2 separate regions of the Homo sapiens genome follow, and region 2 is linked to region 1. Evidence: chromatin contacts called from ENCODE Hi-C data. All regions are on one chromosome and are shown on one strand. Each heading gives the region's core, a stretch centred on a gene start or an enhancer-like site at or near the end of the contact. The rest is flanking DNA. Distances are from core to core; before and after follow the strand shown. Region 1 has its middle 76 kb from the start of LINC02752. Region 2 overlaps GALNT18 (polypeptide N-acetylgalactosaminyltransferase 18).

Region 1 (7,556 bases), core at 3,072-5,571:
AAGCTGGAATACAGTGTATACAGTATTATTTTACCATTTATCTAAGCAAGAGGGGATATGTATACCTATTTGCCTATAGTTTTCAAAAAAACCCACAATGAAAGGAGAGTTGGACTCTTTATGCCCGTCTTCCATTCATAGGCCACCCCTTGGCTCCATCCAGCCACTACTATAGCTGTAGGTGTACTATAGCTGTGCACACTTGCAGCCTGACACAGCCCCTTCCTTGCCCAAGCTGCACTGTATATATCTCCTGCAGGTTTCTCTGAGATGTCTCAGCCACTGCTGACAACCTCTTTGGCTTATGAGCACACTTGGAAGTCCAAGGGCGTTAACACCCCCAGGGCAATCCTTGATCAACAGGGAACAAGAACACACAGGGGCAGAGGATCAATACTCTCATCTTCCTGTCCTGGACAGGCGATCCTCAGGCACATTCTGCATGGTTCCTCAGAAGGTCCTCTGTGGGCCTGAGCCCCAGTTGCCCATTGTCATCAGCTCAACAACACCTTCTTAGCTTGGCATTCCTTCCTTTTGTTTCCCTCTTCCACAGTCTCTCATGACTGTCTCCTGGGGTCACGTCCCCAAATTAATTACCCGCACGCATCCATTGTCTCAGACTCTGCTTTGTAGAAAAACCCAAACCATGGCAAGGGGTAAACCATTAAAAAAACGTTTTTTAATGATTACTGATAGGGGCAGGAGAGACTAAGGTGGCAAAAACAGGAATAGAAATTATATTTTATAAATACAGTTTACATTTTAGACTTGGGTTTTGAAGCATTTAAATATTTTACGTAATTATAAAACACAATTACATTTCAAAAGGTAATTCCTAAAATCGAAAGTAAAATGAAACAAATCTAAATGTTTACAATGTTGGAGGCATAATCACACAGAAAAGAACTATTCCAAGTGCCTTTAAAAGGTGTTTTAAAAATGAAAAATAATCTTAAACTCTCTTCAGTAGTCACATTGTTAGTGGTAGGGTCGCTATTGCTATTCTGAGATTGTTGTGTGTATAGTTATGAGATAAAACAATAAGCTATTATACTAATGTCATTGACAGCCTGGATTTTTAACATGAGTAAAAGAAGGTACAGGTATAAGGTTGATGATATTTTTAAAAACCTGCAGTTACGCATTTGAGTTACAGCTATCAATTTTTATAAACCTCAAAGTATATGTTATCTTTAAAAATAAACACATATTTTCCAGTGCCATCTCTTTATAGAGCCAAGAAACAATGATTAAAATGATTAGAAAGAGTGTTAACAAAAACCCTAGTGCCCAAATCGGAGTTCTTTAAAACCATTTCCCACTTAGAAAAAAAAAAAACAAAACAAAAGCGAGAATTCTTGGAGAAATGGCTCATTCCAGATTACGGGAAGGAATGTACAAGATGAGCCTGGAACATTTTGTCATACCAGAAAGCAAAGAAGCTTCAAAAGACTCTTAGGCTTGGGGTAAAGGGTCTGGAGACCCTTGAATAAATTCTTCATGGTCAGCCAGTGATGGGGTGGACAATACGAGCACCAACAGGGATAAGCACCCCCATGGACCGAACCGTATCAAGTGTTTACACTTTCCAAATTGGTAAATAAATAAAAAAAAAAGAATCCAGCATTTTTTCCTGCCTTTCCTATATGACTGTACTTCAGGATAATTAAATAGCTCATAAAGGGAAACTTCTCTCCATAGATGTAATAATTTAATAAACAAAGAAGAAATGGTAGAAGTAAACTATCATCATTTTGCAATCCAGCCAAAATGAATTGACAGATCCAGCCAATGATTTTCAATAGTTGTAACATCACAGAGTATGAGGCACTTAGATGTTATGTACTTCTTGATGGTCTAAACTCAAACCTGGATCTGACCAAACTTATGGATCTACCTACCAAGCTAGGGTAAATACAGAAGACAGAGGAAGGTGTTAATAACACCACAGGAAGACAAGCAGCAAAAGTCAGCCTGTAGGAAACTACAAGGCATACGACTCTCTTTCTTCAACAAATAAACTTTAAAGAAAAACTGAAGCAAGACTTGAGAGACATCAAACAATTGTAGCATACGGACCTTATTTGGATCCAATTAGGCTTGGCATGAACGTCAAAGACAGGACTTGGCTTTGACCATGCTCCACAATGTACAACTGAGGTCGTGACTTTTCTGTGCTGGGAATCAATAGAGGCCTATTGGGGAAACCCTTGGCCAGTATTCGTGTTCCCTGGCCCTTCAATCCACTATCCCGTACCCCTGCCACGCCCTCCAGCCCTCTCACTGCTCATGGCATCAGCCCTGAACTGTGTGTCCTGCTCCACGGCCTTTATCCCATCCTGTTCTTCACTTCTGCTGTTTACAGGCCTCATTGTTCATTCTCCTGTTTCTGACTTCATCCATCTCTCCAGAAGCGACACGCAAGACTACCATCTCACTGAGTCCTGGGCTCCCCCGCCACATCCTCCAATCCAGCTCCTCCCTCCAACCATGCTGCCTCATTTGCTGCTTTGAGTTAATGACATGCCAGTGGCCCCCCAATCTCCAAACTCCATAGGTCACTCACTACACAGCTCACTGGGCCCATCAGTGCCACCCGGACAGTCCATAAACTCTTCTGACTGCACCCATTCTCTCTACACTTTCAGGGAGTTGCAGAACGTCAGAGTGAGAACTGTCCTGCCTCTGCTGATGGATATTAGTCCTAGGCTCCAAGAGAGCCTCCATCCAAGGAGTCTAACAGATAAAGCCTCCACCGTGCCCATCAGCATGGACTAACTGAGGCCTGGCCCAACAGAAGTCAGGAATGATAGGGACAATGGGCTTCTATTCATACATTTACAGAAGCAGCCAGACATGTTCTAATAATTCCCCTGAGTTATCTTTCACCCCAGGTTAGCTGTCTTGGTGGGGGTTAGGACAGAGACATTGGCCTCTAACCCTTTGCAGAACTTAGGACAGAGGCTTTGGGGATGGGATGGGGACCCCATCTAGGGACATTAAGCTCGGGTGAGTCATCCAGCCCCAGAATGAGAAGTCCATTTTCAGACTTAAAAGAGCCTCTTCAGCGCTAACCAAAGAGACAAGCAGCCCCTGGTTGAAAATAAACAATTGTTAGGGCTAGATGCCTTGTACTTGTGTGTTCTGTTTCTCATTTTTAAAAAATGCAAAGTGACTCAATAATTTATATTAGAAACTATGATAACACAGGCCAAAAGGAAAGGGAATAAAAAGTAAGCATTCTTCTAGGAGAAAAACATAAACAAAGCAACATAAAAAGCAAGTTGGCTTTTGAAGCCAGCCATGACTGTGAGGAAGTTTGCCCTTCCTCCTGCCATGGTACTCCTTTGGGAAGCTTCTGTCTTCTGGACGGAAAGGGAAAAGGTCTTTGGGTAGCCACTATGGGGAAGGTGTTGTGCTGGGTGTATAATCCCGACAGTGCTGAGCAATAAGCATTTCTGTTTCCATCTCACTGATTTAGTACTGAAGCTTGAGGAGGTCATGTGGCTTGACCATTGTCACCTGGTAAAATGAGAAGGAGCCAGCACATGAACCCACATCTGTCTGGCTCCAAATCTCCTGCTTCTTATTTAACTCTTTGCTGCCTCTGGTACAAATCAGAATACCTAATTCTCCCTTCCCACAAGAGCCCTTCACAGTTTCAAAAACAACCGCCAGCTCCCCTCCTCTTCCCTGCTTCCAGACCAATGTTTCGCAGCCCAAATAGTCCCAGTCCTGCATCAGTCAGCATGACATGGCTTCATATCTTTGCATCTTTCTTCTCTGAATATGTTCCAATTTGCCCAAATCCCCTTAAACATGTGAGGCCCAGAAGTGGACATGGATTTTCAGATCTGGACTGATGGGCTGACCAAAGCAAAGCCTGCAGGGATTATCTTCCCCTTTGATCTGGAATCGAAGCTGACGGTAGCACAATTTAGGATAGATTCATTAGCTTTGCTGACAGCCACAACACATAGCTGGCTCATAATGAGTGTTCACTCAGCTAAAGCTCCCCAGAGCTTTGCACCCTGGCCTCTGCTAAGCCAGCTTTCCTCGTCCTACACTTGAGCAATTTGTTGTTTGGAGCCTTCATTCAGGATTTTCTCATTATTGATTTCAGTTCCACTCAACAAACACCTGCTGAGCTAGGCACAAGCGCAGGTTGCTGGGGAGCTGGGAGGCGCAGGCACCATTGAGCTCTGCACTGCTATTTTCTACCCCTAGCCCTGCTCAGAGTTCCTCTGGGCTCCCCTGCATCCCCGCTCTGAGGGCCTGGCACACACTGCACTCTTCTCCCAACAGTTCCTTTTGCCTTCCTCAAGAGCAGAGCCACACCTTGAAAATTGCCAGGTCCCTGGAGTAGTTTTTGAGTGACCAGAGCTGTGCCAAGCAGGGTATTTTTGTTAGTGAGTGAGCAGCTGCCCAGAACATTTCAGGAGATGATTTACTCCTTCTCTCAGAGCTGCTTATACCAGAGCTCTCTGTTCCTATCACAGCCTGTACCTCCCATGAAAACCCTGTCACAGTTTCTGATCTGAGAGGAGCCTGTTTGCCTGAAGGAAGAAAAATTCTCTGTTTCTTTCTGCCAGGTTTTCTCGCTTGTCCAGGATGTGTCCCCCTGGCCTGGAAATGGGGGTGGAAGTGTAGGGGCTATTAGCTGACCCCAGCCTGGATCCTGCCCAGCAGTTTGTCTGCAGCTGGAGGGGCCATGTCCTTGGCCCCTACCCTCTGACAAGCTGATAGTGCCTGGGCTTAGTTATGAAGCATTCAACCCCATGAGGCCGGGAGACCGTAGGATAATTCTGGCCCTTTCCAATTCCTTGACCCAAAGCTTGCATTTTAGCTAAAATGTCTTGCAACTTGGTTTGGTGCAAATGGTGGCTGCATGGTATTGTGACAAGAGCTCTAAGCTGGGAGCCAGAGACCTGGGTCTGGGTTCAAACTCTACCACTCACCAGCTATGTGACCTGGGTCTGGGCCTCAGTTTCCTCATCTGCCACAAGAGGGCTGACATATAGACTCTCCAAAGGCTCTTAACGTTGCAGTATTATCTAGTAGTGTGGGTTGTGAGCATGGCTAAGGAGCCAGAGTGCCTGGGTTCACCCCAGCTGTGGCATTTACCAGCTGAGTGACCTGAGGCAAGTTACTTAGGTTATTTAAACCTTACTTCCCTCATCTGTCCATGGGGATAATACTAGTACTTACCTCCTAGGATTCTTATGAGGATTAAAGAAGCACAAAAGTGCTTACAGTGGTGCCAGGCACATAGTAAATGTGCAATAGCTGTGGTAGTGTTCTTGTTTTTATCACTAAGTACCAAGCTGAGTCTAGCCTTAGCTATCAGGGATGGGGCTTCCTGTAGAAGCAGCTGTACTGGCAGCATTGTGTCTTCCTTCATCCTGACAGAGTCTGTGAAGTCAGTTACTACAACAGGAAAACCAGTGACCTCAGAACCAAAGTTCACTTGAAGCCCCCTCCAGCCCCAGCCTCAGCCCAGCCCAGCCCTGGACCTAGCCCAGGCCTGAGGCTTCCCAACCAGGCCCAGCCCCAAACTCCCTCCCTCCCAAGCTCAGGCAGACCCCTGGGCCTGACGGGTGGGTTAGCACACTTGGGCCCCCAAGTCCCGAATCACCAGGCGATTAAACTTGCCTTTTATTGTGGTCCTGAGGATTATAAACAAGCAGGCCTGACATACGGGTCATTCCTGAGACTCCTGCTTCATTGGCTTTAAGGCCCCCTTGGCGGTAAAGAATTTCAAAGCTGCTAACACCATAGTATATTAAAGTGGAATAAATTCCTCTGAATGGTCCTCAGGTGAGAACCAGTGCTGAGCAAATACCTCCTGGTTTCCTCTTGTAGAACCCAAGACTGACCCCTGGTGGTCTGTAAGACCTGCTGAAGCCCAGACTTCACCATGGTCATCCTTGAGAACCTTCTGTGTCTGAATCTGGTGTTCTCTCTTTCTCTCTCTCTCTCTCTCTCTCTTTCTCTCTCTCTCATCTATTAGAACTCTCTCTTTCTTTGTTCTATCAAAGAAAAGACAGAAGTCATTTCCTGAGTCCCTTGGGGGTGGGAATGGCATTGGAGGGAAAGCTTCAAAGCCAGTGCTCAAAGTAGAGTGGCAGAATATACCGTCCTGCCCTCACCCTCTGCACAGACATCAGAGTCCCACTTCTGGCACATAGCCAGGCAACCATCACTGGGCTCATGCTGCACACCCTGCTTTAAGGCCAGGACCAAAGAGCTTGGTCCCAGGCTGTGTCTACACAACCTATGCCTTCAGGGCCAGTGTCTAGACAACCTGCATCTCAATAATCCAATCTGCATACCATGCTTTTGTAACTCCTGTATGTGAAGTTCATATCTCTACAATCCAATTTCTGTACACTGTATGTCTCTTTAACATTTGTCTCTACAATGTATCTGTACACTCCATGTCTGTACAACTCCCCTGTACATAATCCTGTCCTGGGAAGCACATATCCACACAACACACTCATGCTGTCACATGGGTTTCTGCACACAACATGTCAGGGCAGAGAATGGATGACCAACCAGGAGGAGTTTTGCTTGTGGCTCATTTTGAAAAGAACGCCTTCCTCCTCAATTCATACTCCAGGATGGTGACCGCAAAAGCCATCTGGATTGTTCCTCCAGAAATGGCTCATTTATCTCAGGACTTCATAAAGAAAAGAAAAAGTTAAATGAGAAGAGCTAAAAACCTTACTGAGAAATGGCATGAAAAAGAGATTCTCTGTTATGTTTTTGAGGTAATCAAATTCACTATATTTTACTTGTAAAATAAACTTTGAAAAAAAACCTATCTCCAGCTATGCTTCTCTTTTAAAGTAGTTCACACTGTCCGTTTCTACTAATTGAGTTAATTAGCACAGTATCAGTGATGTCATCATCACAAAGGTTAAGGTTAAGGTTAAGAAGGTTAAGGTTAAGGTTAGGTAAGGTGAAGATCAAATTTCTGCAGAAAATATAGTTCACAACTTTAAACAAGATAAAAAAAGACTGTTTTCTCCAAAAAAAATGAAATATTCTTCATTACAACAAATATATTGCAATAAATGTTTCCTATAACAATTTTAGAGTCTTGAGCTTAAAACTATTATTTAAAAATTAAACTTTAAAAATGTTTAATATTAAGGGAAGGCTCTTTGTCCATTAATAAACAGACTTAGAAACTCAATTTTATGATGACAAGATATAGAATAAGCATAGATTTCACTTAAATGTTAAGGCACAAACTATCTAAATAGTTGCTAAGATTTTAGCCATCTAATCTTGTTTCTCAGTGGAATGCTGCTGGCATTTGGGGTTAAGAATATTCTCACCATGTGTCAGGTTGTCCCAGGCACTGCGGGATATTTAGCATTCTTGGTCCTGTCCACTGAGTACCAAAGACATCCCCCAGTCAGTGTGACAACCATAACCACTCCCAGACATTTTCAAACACACCCCCATGGGGTGGTACTGACCCCAATTAAGAAGTGCTGGTCTCACATGGACACAGGAAGGGGAACATCACACTCTGGGGACTGTTG
Region 2 (7,556 bases), core at 1,912-4,411, 410 kb before region 1:
AGAAGCCTGGTAATTCTCTGGTATAAGAGATTTACAGAGGAGTCCTGGGAGAGCAGTGGAGATTGCTTACCACTGACCGTATTTTGTGGAACTACCTGAGAAGCTCTTAAACATGCCGTGCCAGTCTGCGTAACTGTGCACAATCATTTGCTTAAGTGAACTGGGGAGGAATTAACTGCACACAGCTGGAATTTGCCCCGGCCATGCCTTCACTGGCTTTGTGCTCCTACCTGCTGGCACAGGACTGCAGCCCCCTTTCTACTCCCTCTGAAAGATTTGGGGAATCTCTAGTAGGCAGGGAGTTTTCTGACCTCACGACGACCCACTGCTAATGCCCTATTCGTTCATTTTACTGGTATTGGTTAAGCACCTACTAGGCGCCAGATGCTGTTCTGAGTCTGAGGGACTCAACAGAGAACAAAGCAAATGCCTGACCTCACAGAGCCACGTTCCAGTCAGGGAAACAAACAACAAGCAAAATGAATGGAGACTATATTAGTCTGTTCTCATGCTGCTAAGAAAGACGTAAGTGAGACTGGGTAATTTATAAAGAAAAGAAGGCTTAATGGACTCACAGTTCCACATGACTGGGAGGCCTCACAATCATGGTGGAAGGTGAAAGAGGAGCAAAAGCACACCTTACGTGGTGGCAGGGAAGAGAGCGTGTGCAGGGAAGCTCCCCTTTATAAAACCGTCAGATCTCTTGAGGGTTATTCACTATCGTGAGAACAGCATGGGAAAGACTTGCCCCCATGATTCAGTTACCTCCACCGGGTCCCTCCCACAACACATGGGAATTATAGGAGCTACAATTCAACATGAGATTTGGGTGGGGACGTAGCCAAACCATATCAGAGACTATATATGTAAAAACTGGGGAGAGGGCTGGATGTTTAGGATAGGGTTTGCTGAGAAAGTGACTTTTGAGTAAAGACATAGAAGTGAGGGAACTGACCAGGAGGATGTGCAGGGAAATGCTGGAGCTGAGGCACTCAGGTGAGATGTGCCTGGTGAGTCTGATGAGTGGCCGGTGTGGCTGGAGAGGAGAAAACCAGGGGCAGAGATGGGAGGTGAGTGCTGGGCCTTGCAGGTGTTTAACAAGAAGGTGGCGGAAGGCCCTTGGAGGGTTCTGATCAGAGAAGGACGTGGCATGGTAATGTTTCCCCTGGCCCAGGGGTCTCCTCAGGCCGTACTTGGGGCTCCCCAACCTGCCCTAATCACATCATCCCTTTCCTTCCACCTTCCCTGACTCAAGCACCGCTTGGTCCCCAAGCATGGCTGTCTGGTGAAGCAGCCCCTTCACTTTCCCTTTCATCCTATTTCTCCCTGGGACCCAGACAAGCACTCAGGGCTGGGTGAGGGCAGGGGGCGAGTAACAGCCTCTGTGTTGTGCTCAGAATCCTCCAAATACTCCCCTTCACACTCTCTGGCTTTGCAGCTCACAGAGTTCATTGTGCCCTGCTCAATCTCTGCCTCGAATGGGCCCTCCTGGGGAGTCCTCAGCCCCTGGAGATGTGCTTCTCTTAAGTCACCTCATCAGTTGGTCAGACATGCCCAGGTAGGTCTGAATGCCTGCAGGGGCTTCAGCCAGAGTCCAATCCTGGAAGGTGCCTCATCCCTAGATGCCAGACATCAGAGGGTCTGGGTATCACCAGATATGCCAAACACCCCAGGACCCCTGTAGAAGACCCAGCCCAGACACTTCTCTGAGGCCTCTTTGCCTGTCCCCCTTATGTCAAAGGTGGTCCCCTTTGCTGGATGACCATGTAGGCCTGCTTTCTCACTGGAGACGGGAGTGGAGTCCAGGTCTGGTTAAGCATAGACCACTTGTCTATGGACATGGAAAGCCTTCATGTGGGGCTGGAAGGCGTCAGCATCTTCTAGAGCTGGGGACCTTGGCAAGGTCACCTTCCTGTCCCAACTCCGGCGGCCCGATAGGGCTGTGGGCTTTGTGCGGGCTTCAGCAGTGTTTATGGAGAGCTTACTATGTGCCAGGCACCGTGCCAAGCTCCTTACCTGACCATCTCATTTATCCTCACACATGTTCTATGAAGAAGGCACTATTGTTATCAACCCCATTTTCCAGAAGAGGAAACTGAGGCTCAGGGTGAGGTGGACCAAACTGGCAAATGGTAGAGCTGGAGGATAAACCCTAGGATTCTGACTCCACAGCCAGTGTTCTTAACCAATTCTTTGGAAGTAAAGAAAATTAAATAGAGTTCAGAGAGGCAAGGCCTCCTTACCTCAGGAGAGTCAACTCTAAGGTACAGGGCAGACAGGGCTCGGGAAAATGTTGGGGGTGGCACACTTTTTTTTGTTTTTAAAGAATCAGATAGTGTTTTCAGATTCTCGGGTCATATCATCTCTGTCATACATACTCAACTCTGCTCTTCAGCTCCAAAGAGAATATGTTAACAAGTGGATGTGACTGTGTTCTAATAAAACTTTATTTACAAAGACAAGTAGTGGCCCTTGGACCATGGTTTGCCACCCCTGGTGTAGAGAAAAGAATGTGGAGTTTGGAGGAGCCAGGCCTTTATTCGATGTCACTGACACACTGGGTGGCCTTGGATTAGACATTTAACCTTTTCACTTTTGGTTTCATCTTGTCTAACCACTATGGGTTACTTATTAACTGATGTATTTTGAAATGATCGATTGAGTCCCTTGTAAGAAGCAGTTACTGTGCTAGGAGCTGGCAGTCCAGCAGGGGTCAAGTCAGATGTGGTCCTGCTCTGTGGAGTTGCACCAGTGAGGAGGAAGAGAGGCAACATTCGATAAGGAAATGACCTATCGCAGTGCTTGACTCTTGGCAGAAATTCAACAAATATTACACCTTTCCTGCTGTAGGCCCTCCACCTCATCTTTCAGGACTCACTGGCTTTGAGTTTGTCATCCTTCGTGCCCATACTGAGTGAAAAGGTAGGACCATGTGGTGTCACCAGGACTTTAATATGTTTATAATATATTATTATGCAATGCAGGCCTAATTTTGGATCATAATTTTCCATTAACTGATCTCATTTTACTTAGTAATATCCACTTAGGTATTCGAGAGCAATAAAACTACATTTCTTTTAAATATTATATGATTCAGTTGGTTCACTGATTTAGATTTTTACTACCCCCCATTCCAAACGAATGAGTCATACATCTTTTTAGAGATAACAAGGACCTTCAAGATCATGCATGCTTGTGCTACCCTTCAAGCATGCCTAGTAGGGGAGAAGAATGAGCAAGTTCTGAGATGGAGATTTGGGCAAGCCACTGCAATCCTGACAATGCTGTGTCTTAGAAGAGTTTGCATAGTTTGCATTTTATTCTTCAGTATATCCTAATCTGTTTAAATTTTCCGACTTTGCTTTTATGTCTTTAAGGAAAATCAGTCACCGAGATGGTATGCCATGTTTGTCTTTGTACTTCACGTACTTTAGCAGCTCATTGCCTTATAGAGGCTGTATAGCATAGTGGGAGGACCACTGCCTGGGGAGAGCCTTCCCAGGACTGAAATCCAGCTACTGCACTTTCTTCTGTGTGAACCTGGACAAGTTTTTTATTCTCTCTATGCCTCACTTTCTTTATATATAAAATGAAGATGACAACAATTCCTACCTTATAGGGTGAGATGAGTTGATAAGAGAAAATGCTTAGGACAGAGCCTGGCTCGTGGTAGGAGTGAGCACTCATCAAGTGTTAGCTCTGATGGTTATCCCAAGAGTTACAGGGGTGTCCCATTTGGAGGACGTGGCCCGGAGAGGTACCTTAATGCATGTGCACCCAGTGAGTTCGGCACCTGGGAGTTTGTTGACAGATCTTTTTGCATCTCTCACACTGAGGTCTCTGGCATCTCTGCTTTCAGGATCGTGAGCTTGCTAAGTCCCCTTCTACTCTTGATAGCCTCTGCCTGCTTCTGGTGATGGAGGCTTCCTGCCACTGGAGCACCCCTTCCATGGTAGGGGGAGCCTATGTTTTGGAAGCCTCCCTCTTTTGTTCCCAGGCAGTCTCCTCTCTCTCAGATGGGCTTTTAGGAGAGCATCGCATGAGGAGGTGGCAGTCCATAGCCCCAGCACTCCAGCCTTGAAGACTTCAGAACCCTAGCTCCTTACTCATCTCCAGCCTGTACCTAGGTGTGTCATACACCCATTGACTCCATACAGGCCAACAAGGGGATGTGGGCAGGTGTCCCAAGCCTGCCTCTCCTGTCCCTGACCTGCTTCTGTTTTTTCTGATCACTGTCTCATTCCAGGCTCCTGGCTCCATCTCTTACTTCCCTCATGAATTTGTGAGCATAGACGACCCTGTCCAGTGGGCTTGCCAGTTCTGTCCAATTTCTCTGATTTCTGACCTCAAATGATTCACCTGATGGCCTGTCCCAGGGAAGTAATTCCAAAGTCCTGGACTATCAGCCCATGTCCTGGCAAGATCTATCTTTTAGCCCCCATCAAAGAGAGATTTCAATAACCTTCCCTTGCTATAATAACCCTAATTGCCATTGGCTGTGCACTTGTTCTGAGACATAAACTGATCTAAATGCTTTATACACTTTATTTAATGGAATCCTCACAATCTCTGGAGGCTGGTTGGGTATTATTATCTCTGCATTCTAGGTTGGGGAATTTTGGCCTTGGGAGGTTGACTGTGCTATGGTCATGTAGCCAGGACGTGGTGGAGCACTGACTGGAATCCACGACTGTGTGACTTCAAAGCCTCTGCTCTCACAGTTAGTGATTCCCCTCCATTTTTCTGGGAAGTTCCTGGGAAACCATGTGCTGGCCTTGAGCTGCCTCCACCAAGTCCACAAGGGCTCCCATGAGCAGGGCCCAGAGCGCAGGGCAGGCTGGGTGTGGCTTGGCTGTCACCTGTGTCATGGATTTGCTATTCTGGTGGGCAGTGTCTGGAAGCAGCAGGAGGCAGTCTGGCCGGGGTGCTGACAGCCAGGTGAATGTCACATGGTGCACCAGGCAACTCACTGGAGGACCAGACAGTGAAGAGGGAGAAGGGCTGGCAAGAACTGGGTGGAGGAGTAGACTCCCAGCTTGGGTGCCTCAATGTGGGGTGGGCTTGGGAATTGCAGGAAATGGGGGTACAGGCTAGGGACAGAGAAGCAGATGCCCAGTTTGAGGGCTGGGGCCAACATCTCTGGCAGGGAGGCAGACTGGGGAAAAAGGGGGTCCTGACTTGAAGCCATGGGGCATCAATGTCACATCCATTAGCTTCTCAGCAGACCCTGTCAGGTGTATTTCTCTAACTCCTGTGCCTGGTGGTTGTGGGTTAGATGAATGGATGGATTCATGGATGAATGGGTCTTTGGGAAGCATGAAAACCCAAGTCAGCACTGACCCCGAAAGAAGGGGCTAAGATTGTTTTACCAAAGGCTGTTTGTGAGGAAGGGAAAGGGATTGTCATGGCACATGCAGGGGTGCACTCTGACCCACTGTCTCCTGTTCCTTCTTTCTCCAGAGGCTCCTGCCAAGCCTGAGGAGGCAGAGGCCGAGCCCTTCACAGACTCCTCTCTGTTTGCACACTGGGGCCAGGAGCTCAGCCCCGAAGGCCGGCGCGTGGCCCTGAAGCAATTCCAGTACTACGGCTACAACGCCTACCTCAGCGACCGCCTGCCCCTGGACCGGCCCCTGCCTGACCTCAGACCCAGTGGGTGAGCAGAGTCAGTGACTGGGCCCTTGTCGACCTGCCTATGGGGAGATGGGGTCCCCAGAGTGCTGGGAACAGAGCAGGACTGGGCGCCTGGATTCTTGGGTCCCTTTCCTGCTTCAGCCAGGGCCTGTCCCCTCGGCTTGCGTTCAGCAAGTCACTCTCCTCTTCCCTCAGCCTCAGTTTCTCCATTAGCTGAGTAGGGGCAAAGCTTTCTTCCAGTAGAGATTTTGAGGATTAACAACTTAATTTACTCGTTAAGGACACTACAATCATCTCACATTCCTGTTAATACGTCATTTTAACCCAATTAGTTGCATTTTATGCATAATCTTTTTTCTGTAAATTAGTTTTTAAAGTACATCTATCTTGTGGGGCTAACAAGTCGTTACATCTGACAGAGAAGTCTGTCTTGACTTCTCTCTTTGTTACAGAAGGATGTTCCTTTAAGGTTCAGTGAGAATTCTTACTACTCCCAATTATTGAAAATGTGGGCATGTACCTCAGCTGAGAAAATCTCATTAATTTTTGTGAGCTCCCCCCCACAGTGTTTTCCCCCTTTTCTCCTCATTTTTACATTTTTTTAAAAGCTGCAAACCACAGTGAGCTTATATCTGGAGTCTTTGAGAAAGATCTTGCTGCTGGGTTTGGAGGCCGTGTTCTTTTAGGGAGAAGATTCAGTTCAGCTCCACAGACATTCATTGAACACCTGCTGTATACTGTATAATTGGGTATGGTTATTTGTGGCTCAGGGAGAACCTGGCTCGGCTAGGATGAAAGAGCAGCTGAGGATGTCCAAAGGGAGAGAAGAATGTGCTTTCACTTGCAGGTCATTTATTAAGCACTTCTGTGCCAGCATAGTCTAGACACAGGGATGATACGGTTTGGCTGTGTCTCCACCCAAGTCTCATCTTGAATTGTAGTTCCCATAATCCCCACATATTGTGGGAGGGACCAGGTAGGAGGTAACTGAATCATGGGGGTGGTTTCCCCCATACTGTTCTCCTGATAGTGAGTAAGTTCTCATGAGATCTGATGGTTTTATAAGCGTCTGGCATTTTCCCTGCTGGCTCTCATTCTCTCTCCTGCCACCCTGTGAGGAGGTGCCTTCCACCATGATTGTAAGTTTCCTGAGGCCTCCCCAGCCATGCAGAACTGTGAGTCAATTGAACCTCCTTCCTTTATAAATTACCCAGTCACAGGTATTTCTTCATAGCAGCATGAGAATGGACTAATACAAGGGACAAAGCAGTGAACAAAACATACAGAAACCCCTGCTTCACAGAGCTGGCATTCTAGTTGGGTGGAGGCAGAGAGTAAACAAAACAAAGAAGTCAAATATGCAGTATGTTAGGTGGTGGTGAGTGCTATGGAGAAATATAAAGTCGGAGAGAGAGAGAGACACCTGGGACAAGAGTGGGGAGCTGCAATTTTTCCTGCGTGGTCAGAGAAGACCTCAGTAAGAGGTAACATTTGAGCAAAGACCTGGAGGAGAAGAGGAAGCAAGCCATGAGGGTACTGTTGGAGGATGGGGGGAGTACCTTTCAGGCAGAGGAAGTGGCAAGTGCAAAGGCCCTGAGGCAGAAGCACGCATGGCACGTCATGTTTGAGGAAGAGGAAGGAGGCCCCTGTGGCTGGAATGGGGTGTGTAAGGGGGCAGTAGTTGGAGATGAGGCCAGAGGAGCAACAGGAAGCAGATCATTAGGGCCGTGGTTCTCAACCTTGCTGCCCATTCTACACATCACGGGAGCCTTAAAAAACAATCCTGATGCCAAGGCCACACCCCAGACCAATTAGATAAGTGTTTCTGGGGCAGCACTCAGCTTCAGTATTGTTTAGAGCTCCTGGGTGATTCCGATGTGCAGTCAAGGTGAATCCCAGGAGAAGGGCTTCATAGGCTTTTGCAA

What was found. A loop is a pair of places that touch in the nucleus more often than their neighbours do. Pooled maps may share reads with other maps.
Region 2: a map with no recorded cell type shows a loop between it and region 1 (4-fold over the local background). The contact joins two enhancer-like sites. A Hi-C loop is called at or near these places in 2 of 37 single-sample maps with no recorded cell type and 3 of 50 pooled maps.

Annotation. Positions count from the first base shown.
Region 1 is chr11:11,035,341-11,042,896 of GRCh38, reverse strand. No RefSeq gene overlaps it. Among named protein-coding and RNA genes, the nearest start is that of LINC02752, 76 kb to the left of the region's middle. RefSeq lists enhancers at 5,053-5,553, 5,554-6,054. Within about 2 kb of position 4,321, at least 6 of the 41 ENCODE cell types and tissues checked have a DNase peak (open chromatin) inside an H3K27ac peak, as active enhancers do.
Region 2 is chr11:11,446,841-11,454,396 of GRCh38, reverse strand. GALNT18 (polypeptide N-acetylgalactosaminyltransferase 18) reads left to right here. Exons shown (of 11, transcript NM_198516.3): 2 at 5,461-5,653. Among named protein-coding and RNA genes, the nearest start is that of CSNK2A3, 97 kb to the right of the region's middle. Within about 2 kb of position 3,161, at least 2 of the 41 ENCODE cell types and tissues checked have a DNase peak (open chromatin) inside an H3K27ac peak, as active enhancers do.